Regions from separate parts of the Homo sapiens genome. Here region 1 is linked to region 2. Evidence: read pairs that join two places in POLR2A ChIA-PET (ENCODE). Cell type or tissue: OCI-LY7. All regions are shown on one strand. Each heading gives the region's core, and the rest is flanking DNA. Links, peaks and the distances in the headings are about the cores only.

The links. Peaks named below come from ENCODE experiments on the same cell type or tissue, not always from the same donor. Only the 100,000 strongest peaks of a DNase experiment are listed, where the experiment ranks them.
Region 1: POLR2A ChIA-PET joins it to region 2 with 7 read pairs; 3 of 35 experiments call an interaction of 5 or more read pairs at or near these places.

Annotation. Positions count from the first base shown.
Region 1 is chr5:97,037,898-97,043,280 of GRCh38, forward strand. No RefSeq gene overlaps it. Among named protein-coding and RNA genes, the nearest start is that of LIX1-AS1, 33 kb to the right of the region's middle. RefSeq lists a silencer at 3,294-3,494. In OCI-LY7, for the core only: no CTCF peak of the experiment used is centred there; no DNase peak of the experiment used is centred there.
Region 2 is chr5:96,921,475-96,926,857 of GRCh38, forward strand. It overlaps a transcript of ERAP1 not described here. Among named protein-coding and RNA genes, the nearest start is that of LNPEP, 12 kb to the right of the region's middle. In OCI-LY7, for the core only: no CTCF peak of the experiment used is centred there; DNase peaks (open chromatin) are centred at 1,597, 2,577 and 2,807; H3K4me3 peaks cover 1,203 bases; H3K27ac peaks cover 2,563 bases.

The sequences.
Region 1 (5,383 bases), core at 154-5,153, 120 kb after region 2:
CCATCAGGACCATTATTTACTTTTTGGACTAAAGCAGTTCTTGTAAACACTCAGGTCACCTAAGTAGCCAACTGATGCAGTAGTCATACAGTACCTAAATCAGTGTGAGAAATGTCATACGTGTCGTATGCCAGTGAAACCAAGGAACGCTGTCTTACTTTGAAGGTGAGACATTGGATGTTATCAGGGAAATACCCCTTGCGTTGATTCACATATAAGTAGGAGTATGAGTGCACCTTTTTAGAGGCACACTGCCACGGTTACATTCCTGGTCAGGTCTACAAAAGGAGTTTCTTGGTTCTGTCTGCATGAGTAGCCTTGAGGAAGAACTGAGAATTTCTTAGGCTTCCAGATATATGAACTAGAATAAGTATTCTTTTACAGTAATTGTTAGGTGGGCGTTTGAAGGCAAAGTAAGTCTTAACTCCCATACCCAAAATCCTATTTCTGAGGACACAAAACCTTGATGCATGCCCTTTTAAAATCTCTTATAATGATCATTACTAATATATAGGGGAAATGTTCTTAAAATTGTGAAGTTTTGATCAGAAGCTTCTGGTTAAATTTTTTGTGCTTTTTAATTCACAGATACCAGCAGTAAACAATTGAACTAAAACCCATTATAAATGTAAAGAACACTTTGATTCTGATAGACTTTTTGGATGGAGAGTAACAATAACCTATTTTTCTAAATTATTTTTAGAACCCATGGTACAGAAGAATGATTCAGTTGTATCTTCTTTTTGCTTCTTCTGTTCTTACATAAAGCCCCCCGACCCCCCACCGCCAACACACACACAAAGGCTCTGGTGTTTACTAAAACTTGTGTGCAAGTTGAACAGTTGACTTACATGCTTAAAGAGGTGGTTTTCTGCTAGAGGGCAAAAACATACTTTTAAGTCGTTAATTTCACCCACCTACTAGATCCATAATTGATATGTTCCCAATGCTCTGTGCTTGTTTACTTTTATCATTTCTCTTCATGGATGACCTCCATTCAACTGGCCAAAGTCCAGTTGAATTGAAATGCACTTTGGGTACCCCTGTAATTTCTGTTGTTGGCTGAGCTGAATAATCAGGACCTTGGCTTACACAGAATAAGTTTGATTCTTGCTTTCCTATTCCCATTTGTGTTTATAAAAGAAGAACCTAATGTGATAATAAAATAGCAGTCATCAGAGTTGAACTGTTGACCAGCAGGCAGCACCAGGAGGTAATAGTTTGAAAGGAAGTCAGGGAACATACCAGAGGCCACTTCAGCATAGGAAAGACAATTTAGGGCTGTCAGTGTGTTGCTTATTAAAGTGTCATTTGTGTACAAACCAAATGTGGGAAATTGAAAGTTCTTTTGTTCAGCAGTTTCTGATGCTGTTGCTCTTCTATGTGAATGCAGCTGAAAAGATCTTTGGGTCCTACATGCAGGATTGAACATGGGCTGCCCTATGGGTTTAGTGGCTGTTTATGTCTTCATTTTTTTTCCTCAAAGACCTCTGTAATTTTTAACTTCAGCAAAATTATTGGAATATTACTATTATCACATAACAAAAGGTAACAATTTCAAGAAATTTAAATACTTGAAAGGCTATTAGGCTGGTATCAGTCAGAACTAGAATTGATTTCTGGTTCAATCATTTTCCACTTAGAGAGTTGTTACTAATTCCTGTTTGCCTCAGTTTCCTCCATTTATAAAACTGAGATAGTGCCTACCTACCTACCTTGCAGGGTTGTTAGCATTAAATAAAAGAACCTATAAATTGTTTAGTATATTGCCGGGCCCAGGCAGAGTAATTATCAACTGTCATTGTTAAAACTCTCAGCGCTTAATGAGGTGTATGGATATTAATATCTTCAGCTACAGATGGATATGAGTTTTTAAAATTGAATAAGGTATATAACTTGCCAGTTAGGAAATTACAAAAATAATTTTAGTCTAATATGCTTTTTATTTAAGCCTTAAATATGCAAAGATTTTATTTGAGAGGCATTATATTAGAAAAAATGTGGTTATATAGGTTTTACAACTGAAGTTAATTCTGGCTGTCACTGAATTTGGTTAATTAAAAGTAGACACAAAACAAAATCCTGACTCTTGACTAATCTGCAAAGCATATCTACTTTGCAGTAATAACATGAAGAACAGGTATATAGGAAAATACACCTGGTCCTTCGTAGGTGCTCCACAAATACTCCTTTCCTTCTCTCAGTTTATTTGCCTAAGCATGCAAATGAATCAAGCATGCCTAAGTCTCTATTCTAGCTAGAAAAAAAATTGTTTGCAACTTATGCATTAGATGGCATGATGGAGAGAAATTGGCCAAATACTTTAGGACCTGGGATTATTAGTGCTAGAAGGAAAACTTCTTCCACATGACCTAGTCTAAATTTCCTCCTTTTACAGATTAAGGGCATTAGAAGTTATGCTTGAGCTAAAATCCCACATGATATAACATTATATGTTAAATTTGTATATGTTTTTAGATTAGACACAGTTTATATGCATCATTTTTGAGACAAATGATGTGCAATTGCCTGCGGGATACTGCTTCTTTGGAGAAGAGAGTATTCGAGTTTGCTGTTGAAAGAGGTGTTTCATTAATGTTGAGTGCAGAGCTAAATTAAACTATCCTAATGTTTTCACTTTTACATTTAATGATGCTGTGAATGATTCAAATAACATGATCTCAAAAGAGTAGCATTTTTTTTAATGTTTAAATGAAGTGAATTACATTGAAGTAATCTCTCTCAGGTGGAAGATACTAATGTCAGAAGGTTCAGACACTCACCACCAAAGGGAATCTCAGGAAGGACGGAGGGTGGTTAGCATTGGTAAAGTAACAGCTGCCATAATGGTTGATGAGCTGAATGAAAAGAATATAAACGTTAAGCTTCGCCGACTACAGGTAGAAGGTGAAAATGAACCATTTTCCTGAAGTACAGTCATGTGCCACAATGATGGTCCCATAAGGCTATAATGGAGCTGAAAAATACCCATTGCCTTGTGACATCTTGATGATCCTGACCCCGTGTAGGCCTAGGCTAATGTGTTTGGTTTTGTCTTAGTTTTTAACAAAAAAAGTTTAAAAATAAATTTTAAATATAAAACATAGAATAAGATATAAAGAAAATTATTTTGTACAGCTGTAGTGTGTGTTTAAACTGTGTTATTACAAATGAATCAAAACATTTTAAACGATTAAAAAGTTTACATCAAGGTAAGGTTAATTTATTATTGAAGAAAGAAAAATTCTTTTATAAGCTTAGTGTAGCCTAAGTGTACAGTGTTTATAAAGCCTACAGTAGGGTACAGTAATGTCCTAGGCCTTCACATTCACTCACTGACTCACCCAGAGCAACTTCCAATCCTGCAAACTCCATGCATGGTAAGTGTTCTACACAGCTGCGCCATTTTAAAAATCTTTTTTTACGCTGTTTTTACTGTACCTTTTCTATGTTTAGATGTATTTAGATGCACAAATACCATTGTGTTATAGTTGCCTATGGTATTCAGTACAGTCACATGCTATACAGGTTTGTAGCCTAGGAGCGAAGCAATAGGCTATACCATATAGCCTAGGTGTGTAGTAGGCTAAACCATCAAGATTTGTGTTGTTTGCACCATGATGAAATCAGCAAGCAATGCATGACTGTAGTTTGAAATCAGCCCGAGATAAGGCCTTCAGTCCTCAGCCACAGAACCCTGGACTTTGAGAGCAGACTGACATCCTTTCCTATTTTTCTTGTTTTTCTTTTCCTTTTTTTTAAAAAAAAAAAAAAAACAGGGTCTCACTCTGCCACCCAGGCTGGCGTGCAATGGCATGATAATGGCTCACTGCAGTCTCGACCTCCTGGGCTCAAACTATTCTCCCATCTCAGCCTCCCGAGTAGCTGGGACCACAGGTGTGTGCTACCATGCCTGGCTAACTTTTTAAAATTTTGTATAAAGACAGTGGTCTCTCTATGCTGCCCAGGCTGGTCTTGAACTCCTGAACTCAAGTGATCCTCCCACCTCAGCCTCCCAAAGTGCTGGGATTACAGGCCTGAGCCACCACGCCCAGCGTCTTTCCTATTTTTCAACAGACCCCCTTCTGTTGCCAGAAGGACAGGAACTTAAGGAAGTCTACAGGCATGGGAAAAGAGGCAATATTAAACAATTTTAAAACCATTGATTTCACTTGCTTTATGGAGGAGGCATAACCTGAATGTAGTTGGTCCTCTTCAGCCCCGCATGCATGTCTGTAGTCTCTTTTTTGCCTTGAGCAAACCTAGACTTGGAACTTAGCACCTCTTCAAGATTCCTTTCCACAAAATGCACTAAAGCCAAAGCACTGCCGAGCAATATAGGTTTTCTCCAAGGTAGTACCCAGAGGAGAGTCTACAAGGGAAGTTACTCTCACATGCTGTAACAGTGTCATCCTCACTTGTATTTCTGTTCTCCAGAGCCTCTCCTTTACGTTGCCATTTCTGGGGGATGTTTTTGTGTGCTCCTCACCCAAATTACACATACACACACACCCAGGCCTTGCTGACCTGTCACTCTTGCCCCTAGACATCCCAGTGTCTCAGCATCTACATCCAGACATGTTTGGCCAAGCACATCAAAAGCTCCACAAAACTAATGGCCTGTAGTGAGCAGCTGGCCCCAAGGTTTGGAGGCCTTTTGCTATTTGGACATGCTCCCTGGAGTCTTACCCCTTCCCACAAACAAGCAGTTTATCAACTATTTATTTCAAACAAATGTTCTTAGAAATCTTTATCTGCCTGTCTAGATTGGCAACAGATTTTTCTTCCTAGCTGTGTTTTTCCACACTAATAGAAAATTGGCTTATATCTGACCCCATCTGGACTTGGGGTGAGAGAAAGTAGCCATAAATTGAACTGGTGGAAGAGGAAAGCCAAGGCATACTTTTAAAATATTTTTATGGATGATTTATTCAACAAATATTGTGATCTGTCCACTATGCATCAGGCCCTGAGCTCGGTGGGTACCCGAGACTTGACTCTAATGTGAGTAGCTGGCTCAGGCCGGGAAATTGCCACCTGGGTTTTATAAACACAGCCTGCGTGGTGGGTGGTAGACAGTCAAGGGCATTGGGGTTCATGTGGAACAGAAGTGAAGGGTGTTGCCAGGGGAGGTTTCAAGCTATGAAACTGGTGGTGTTAAAGCCTGTTTCAATGGCAACACACCATCTTGAGCGGGGCAGGTCTGGGGGACATGCATTCCTCAGCCAGGAGTCTCCCTCTGTTCGTTGGAGTGTGCAGAGGAATGTGAGAAGTGGAGACCTCTCACCACTGCTTAAGTACCAAGTTGAATGCCCTGTGTCGCTGATTGGGAACCAGAGGCGCTTTTGATCCGCACTGAGTAACCACACAGGTATACATTCCT
Region 2 (5,383 bases), core at 68-5,067:
GGAAAATGTTTAGTATTCATAGTGAGAAATCTTTAGAAAGTCTGAGAAATGCATACTTAACTAACAAACAAGGTAGAAAAACATTTTATTTCTTACTCGTTTCTACAATCTTTCCTTCCCAACCATAAATTCAAGATCTTTTACAAATGTATTCTTCTTTCTTCCAGATGTCCTAATCCTCTACTATGCTGACAGAGAAGGTCAGGAAACTGGTTTTCTATTCTCAGTACATGACTCAGTAATTCTCATCTTGTTATTTACACACATGATTTCCCACACTTCAAAATTCATGCCTTCCTCTGTTGAATTATGTCATATTTCTTTCTTTCAATACTATATTTCAGGCTCATTCCTCCGTAAGGAATTCCCATAGTAATAGCACCTGGTATGTCCCTTTAGTCATCCAAAGAATACCACAGTTAAAATTATAAACTTCATTTTGAGTTGGCCAGAATAAATTGTCTGTGAAAATACTGAAAACATACAAAGGACATTTTTTTCTCAGTTTTAAAACTGTATTCCGCTTTAAAAACTGTTTTCTAGGCCGGGCGCGGTGGCTCACGCCTGTAATCCCAGCACTTTGGGAGGCCGAGGCGGGCGGATCACAGGGTCAGGAGATCGAGACCATCCTGGCTAACACGGTGAAACCCCGTCGCTGCTAAAAATACAAAAAATTAGCCGGGCGCGGTGGCAGGCTCTTGTAGTCCCAGCTACTCGGGAGGCTGAGGCAGGAGAATGGCACGAACCCGGGAGGCGGAGCTTGCAGTGAGCCGAGATCAGGCCACTGCACTCCGGCCTGGGCGACAGAGAGAGACTCCGTCTCAAAAAAACAAAACAAAAACAAAAAAAACTGTTTTCTAGTCAATTAAGTTGCAAATTCTATCTCGTCTCTAATATATTGAGTTGGAGTTGGGAAAAGGATAGAAAGAACACTCTTTTAAAACTCAAAAATGGAAAAAGGCCAGGATGAGGCTTGGGGCACATAAGACTGCTGGCATATAATTTTATTTTCTTTCTATTCATATCTTCAGATGTAGAGCCAAAGACTAAAAGCAGGAGTCGTAGAAGGACAAACAGGGCTTTCTAGCTGGCTGGGGGCAAACAGGTAGAGAGACTTGAGCTAATAGGAATCAAAAGAAAGATCTGGTTTGAAACAATTGTGCACAATCTATGTGAACCAGACAGAGCTCGCAGTTGTCAGACCCTCTGTCCGGGTGAGTTAACTTCACTCACACTCAGAGACTAAATTAGAGTTACTCAAGCAACAATGAATAAGTTGTTAGTGAAAGAGGCTGGATAGCATTTAAAGATTTGTATTTATTTATTCTTGTTCTAAGTTGTGCGTTATCTGTAGATAAAAGTTATGCAACTACTAATCAAAGCGCATAACTTATATCTTACAGAGAAGCCATTATTAGGTAGGACGAGCATATTATTCTTCTAGTTTCAAACAACTGTGCCTCTGCGAGGCCTCACTATTTGGATGTTTTTTGTTTTTTGTTTTTTGTTTTTTGTTTTTTTTGAGACAAGGTCTTGCTCTGTTGACCAAGCTGGAGTGTCACGATCGTAGCTCACTGTAACTTTCAGTTTCTGGGTTCAGGTGATCCTCCTGCTTCAGCTTCCCACGTAGTTGTGACTGAAGATGTGCACCACAATGGCTGTCTAATTTTTATTTTTTAATTTTTGTAGAGATGGGGGTCTCACTATGTTTTCCACACTGGTCTCAAGCTCCCGTCCTGCCGCCTTGGGCTCACAAAGGGCTAGAATTACAGGTGTGAGCCACCACGCCAGGTCCTGGCTGTTTGGATTTTAAGACCAAGGGAAACATACTATTTGTTGACCCCTCGGTCTCACTGAGGACCTGGAAAGAAATAACAGCAACAGTGCTGGCCTTGCAAATCCAAACCTAAAACGTGCTGTCTAAAAAAAGAAACTTCAGGCGGGGCGTAGTGGCTGACGCCTGTAATCTCAGCACTTTGGGAGGCCGAGGCGGGCAGATCATGAGGTCAGGAGATCGAGACCATCCTGGCTAACACGGTGAAATCCCGTCTCTACTAAAAATACAAAAAATTAGCCGGGCGCAGTGGCGGGCGCCCGTAGTCCCAGCTATTTGGGAGGCTGAGGCAGGAGACTGGCGGGAACCCAGGAGGCAGAGCTTGCAGTGAGCCGAGATCAGGCCACTGCACTCCAGCCTGGGCGACACAGTGAGACTCTGTCTCAAAAAAAAAAAAAAAAGAAAAAGAAAGAAACTTCATACACGTCAAAATATCCAGTTGCCTTTTCTTTTATAATTTCACCATTATAGATTTATTCCTTTGGACTAATAAAAAGTTAAAATATTACATTGTAACTCACTAGTCATGCTTTAGTGTGACATCTTAAAAAATTAATATTTCTTTATAGCTAGCTAAGCAAAGGGCCCTGAGGAGAGAAAGAGGACCCTGAAGTTGGGAGACGGGCTTGGGGAGTGAGTTGTGGAAAGTGGCCAATAGCTTAGAAAGTACTGGTTGGGTAGGAGGAAATTAAGGGCAGTATCTGTCACTTACTCAAGGATGTTACACAGATGTCATTTGATAAATATTTGTCGGCTGTAAAGCAGCACCTGGAAGTGAGGAAGAAATGGAAAATTTGCCTCAGGCTGATCCTGCTAGTACACGATGGTATATGTCTGTGTCATGTTTCATGTATTATGTATGTATCCTGTGTGCTTGTCCTGATTGGCCCAATAGATTGTATGTGCCATAAAAGTGAAGCGTTAGCTCCTGTTTTGTTTTGAGGTCTCTTTGAGGCCCTGCACACCAGGGGCCCTCCATAAATGGTGCTGACTGACTGACAGCCTGTGCTGGCAACCATCAGCCAAAGGGAGGAAAAAAGCACCTGAATCAGCTGAGAGTCAGCCAAGAATCATAGTCAAATGTAATTTTCAGCACAAATATTATAGGACCTTCTCAAGCTAAAAAACAAACAAAAAGCTCAAGGACACATTTTATGGGAGTGAACCTTGGGCAAGCTTTATTTTAGCATAGCTGTAAGAAACAAACAAAAAGGAAAACTAAATCAGAATATTCAAGAGTATAAACATCTCTCTAGAAAGAGCAAGTCAATAACAATTCGGGCTAACAGATTTTTTTTTTTTTTTGAAATGTAGTCTTGCTGTTGCCCAGGCTGGGAGCGATGCAATGGCGTGATCTCGGCTCACTGCAACCTCCACCTCCCGGGTTCAGGTGATTCTCCAGCCTCAGCCTCACGAGTAGCCGGGACTACAGGCACCTGCTACCATGCCAGGCTAATTTTTGTATTTTTAGTAGCGACGGGATTTCACCATGTTGGCCAAGCTGGTCTTGAACTCCTGACCTCAGGTGATCCACCCACCTCGGCCTCTCAAAGTGCTGGGATTACAGGCATGAGCCACTGTGCCTGGCCCACATCATTTCAAAAAATGTTTTTTCTATCTTCTGACTTTTATGGAAGAAAGGCTGTGATTGCTTTTTATGGCTATATAGGTAGGCCCATCATCCTAGTCACTTCCTGGCCTAGGTAGGCCCCATCCAACCTAGGGCTTAGATGCCAACTCAACACCGAAAACTTGGTTTGCCAGCACATCATTATTTTAAATGATCAGATTGGAATATGTTACCGTTATAGAAATTGGTTTGCTATTACAAGTCTAAACTTCTTTGCAAGTGATCTACATGGTATTTAAATTTTATAATTCACATACAATAGTAACAGCAAATACATCTTTAGTGCTTACTTTGTGCCAGTCTCTGTTCTAAGTATAATTATGTGAATTTGTCTCATCCTTACACTAACTCTGTGAGGGTACTTGTCCTCATTTTACAAAGGAGAAAGTGAAGCTCAGGGAACTTGCCCCAGGCACAGAGGTAGGAAGTGGCAGAGGCAGAATTTGAACCCTTAAGAGTCTACCTCCAGGGCCCAGGCTCTCACCTCAGTCCTGGGCTGCCCTTCATTTACCCTGTAGTAAATGTAGTGCAGTTTCTACTAAACACACTGCTCCTTATTTACCCTAGAATTCCTTCAGTGCAGGATTATCTGAGGACCACCTGTGTCACAATCACTTGATAAAGATGCAGATTTTAGGCAATATCTCAGACCAACTGAATTGAAATTTCGGGGAACAATGCCCAGAAATCTGTTTTGTTAACAAGCTCCTTCAAGAAATTTAACAGTCACCACAGTTTGGACTTCCAGAGTGAAGATTTCTTTCTAAGCATTTCTAGTAGGCTTAGGGTTCCATTTGGGAAAAAATGGAAATGATATATCTATACCTGTAGAATTTTCTATAGCATTTCTGTTTCTAAATAGGTTAGTGTTTAATTGAATGAAATCTGTACCTTTTTAAATAGTAGCAACCAGATGGGGGAAAACAAACTTGCTTGAGCAATGGTGAATGGAGATACTCACAGTATAATTTGCTTTTTTTTTTTTTTTTTTTTTGAGACGGAGTCTCGCTCTGTCGCCCAGGGCTGCAGTGGCGTGATCTCGGCTCACTGCAACCTCTGCCTCCCAGGTTCAAGTGATTCTCCTGCCTCAGCCTCCCAAGTAGCTGGGACTACAGGCGCGTGCCACCACGCCCGACTAATTTTTTGTATTTTTAGTAGAGATGGGGTTTCACCGTGTTAGCCAAAATGGTCTCAACCTCCTGACCTCATGATCTGTCCACCTGGGCCTCCCAAAGTGCTGGGATTACAGGCTTGAGCCACCATGCCCAGCCATTACTGTTTCATTTTAATCAAGCATTGTTATTATGGTTTCTAAAAAGTATAACCTCAAGTCTTTCATATATATCAGTTTATCAGTTTTATATCAGAGATATAATTTACATGGCATAAAATTCATCCATTTAAAGTTTATAATTCAATGGTTTTTAGTATAGTCACAGGGTTGAGTGCCTAGCAAAACGATCAATTTCAGAATGTTTTCATCACCCTAACAAAAAACCCTATACTTATTAGCAGACACTTCCCATTCTTGCCTCCCTTCAGTCTAAGGAAATCACTAATCTACTTTCTGTTTCTATAGATTTGCCTAGTCTGGACATTTCATATAAATGGAATGATACAATACATTTCAAATAAGTGGAATAATAACAATATATGGTCTTCTGTAACTGGTTTCTTTCACCTAACATAATTTTTAAAAGGTTCATCTATGTTTTAACATGTCAGTACTTTCTTTTTATTGTTGAATAATATTCTATTATACATATAAATGTTTCACATTCTATTTATCCATTCATCAGTTGATGGACGTTTGTGTTGTTTATACTTTTTGGCTATTGTGAATAATGCAGCTATGAACATTCATCTACCATTTTTGTTTGTTTGTTTGTTTGTTTCAAGACAGGGTCTTACTCTGTTGC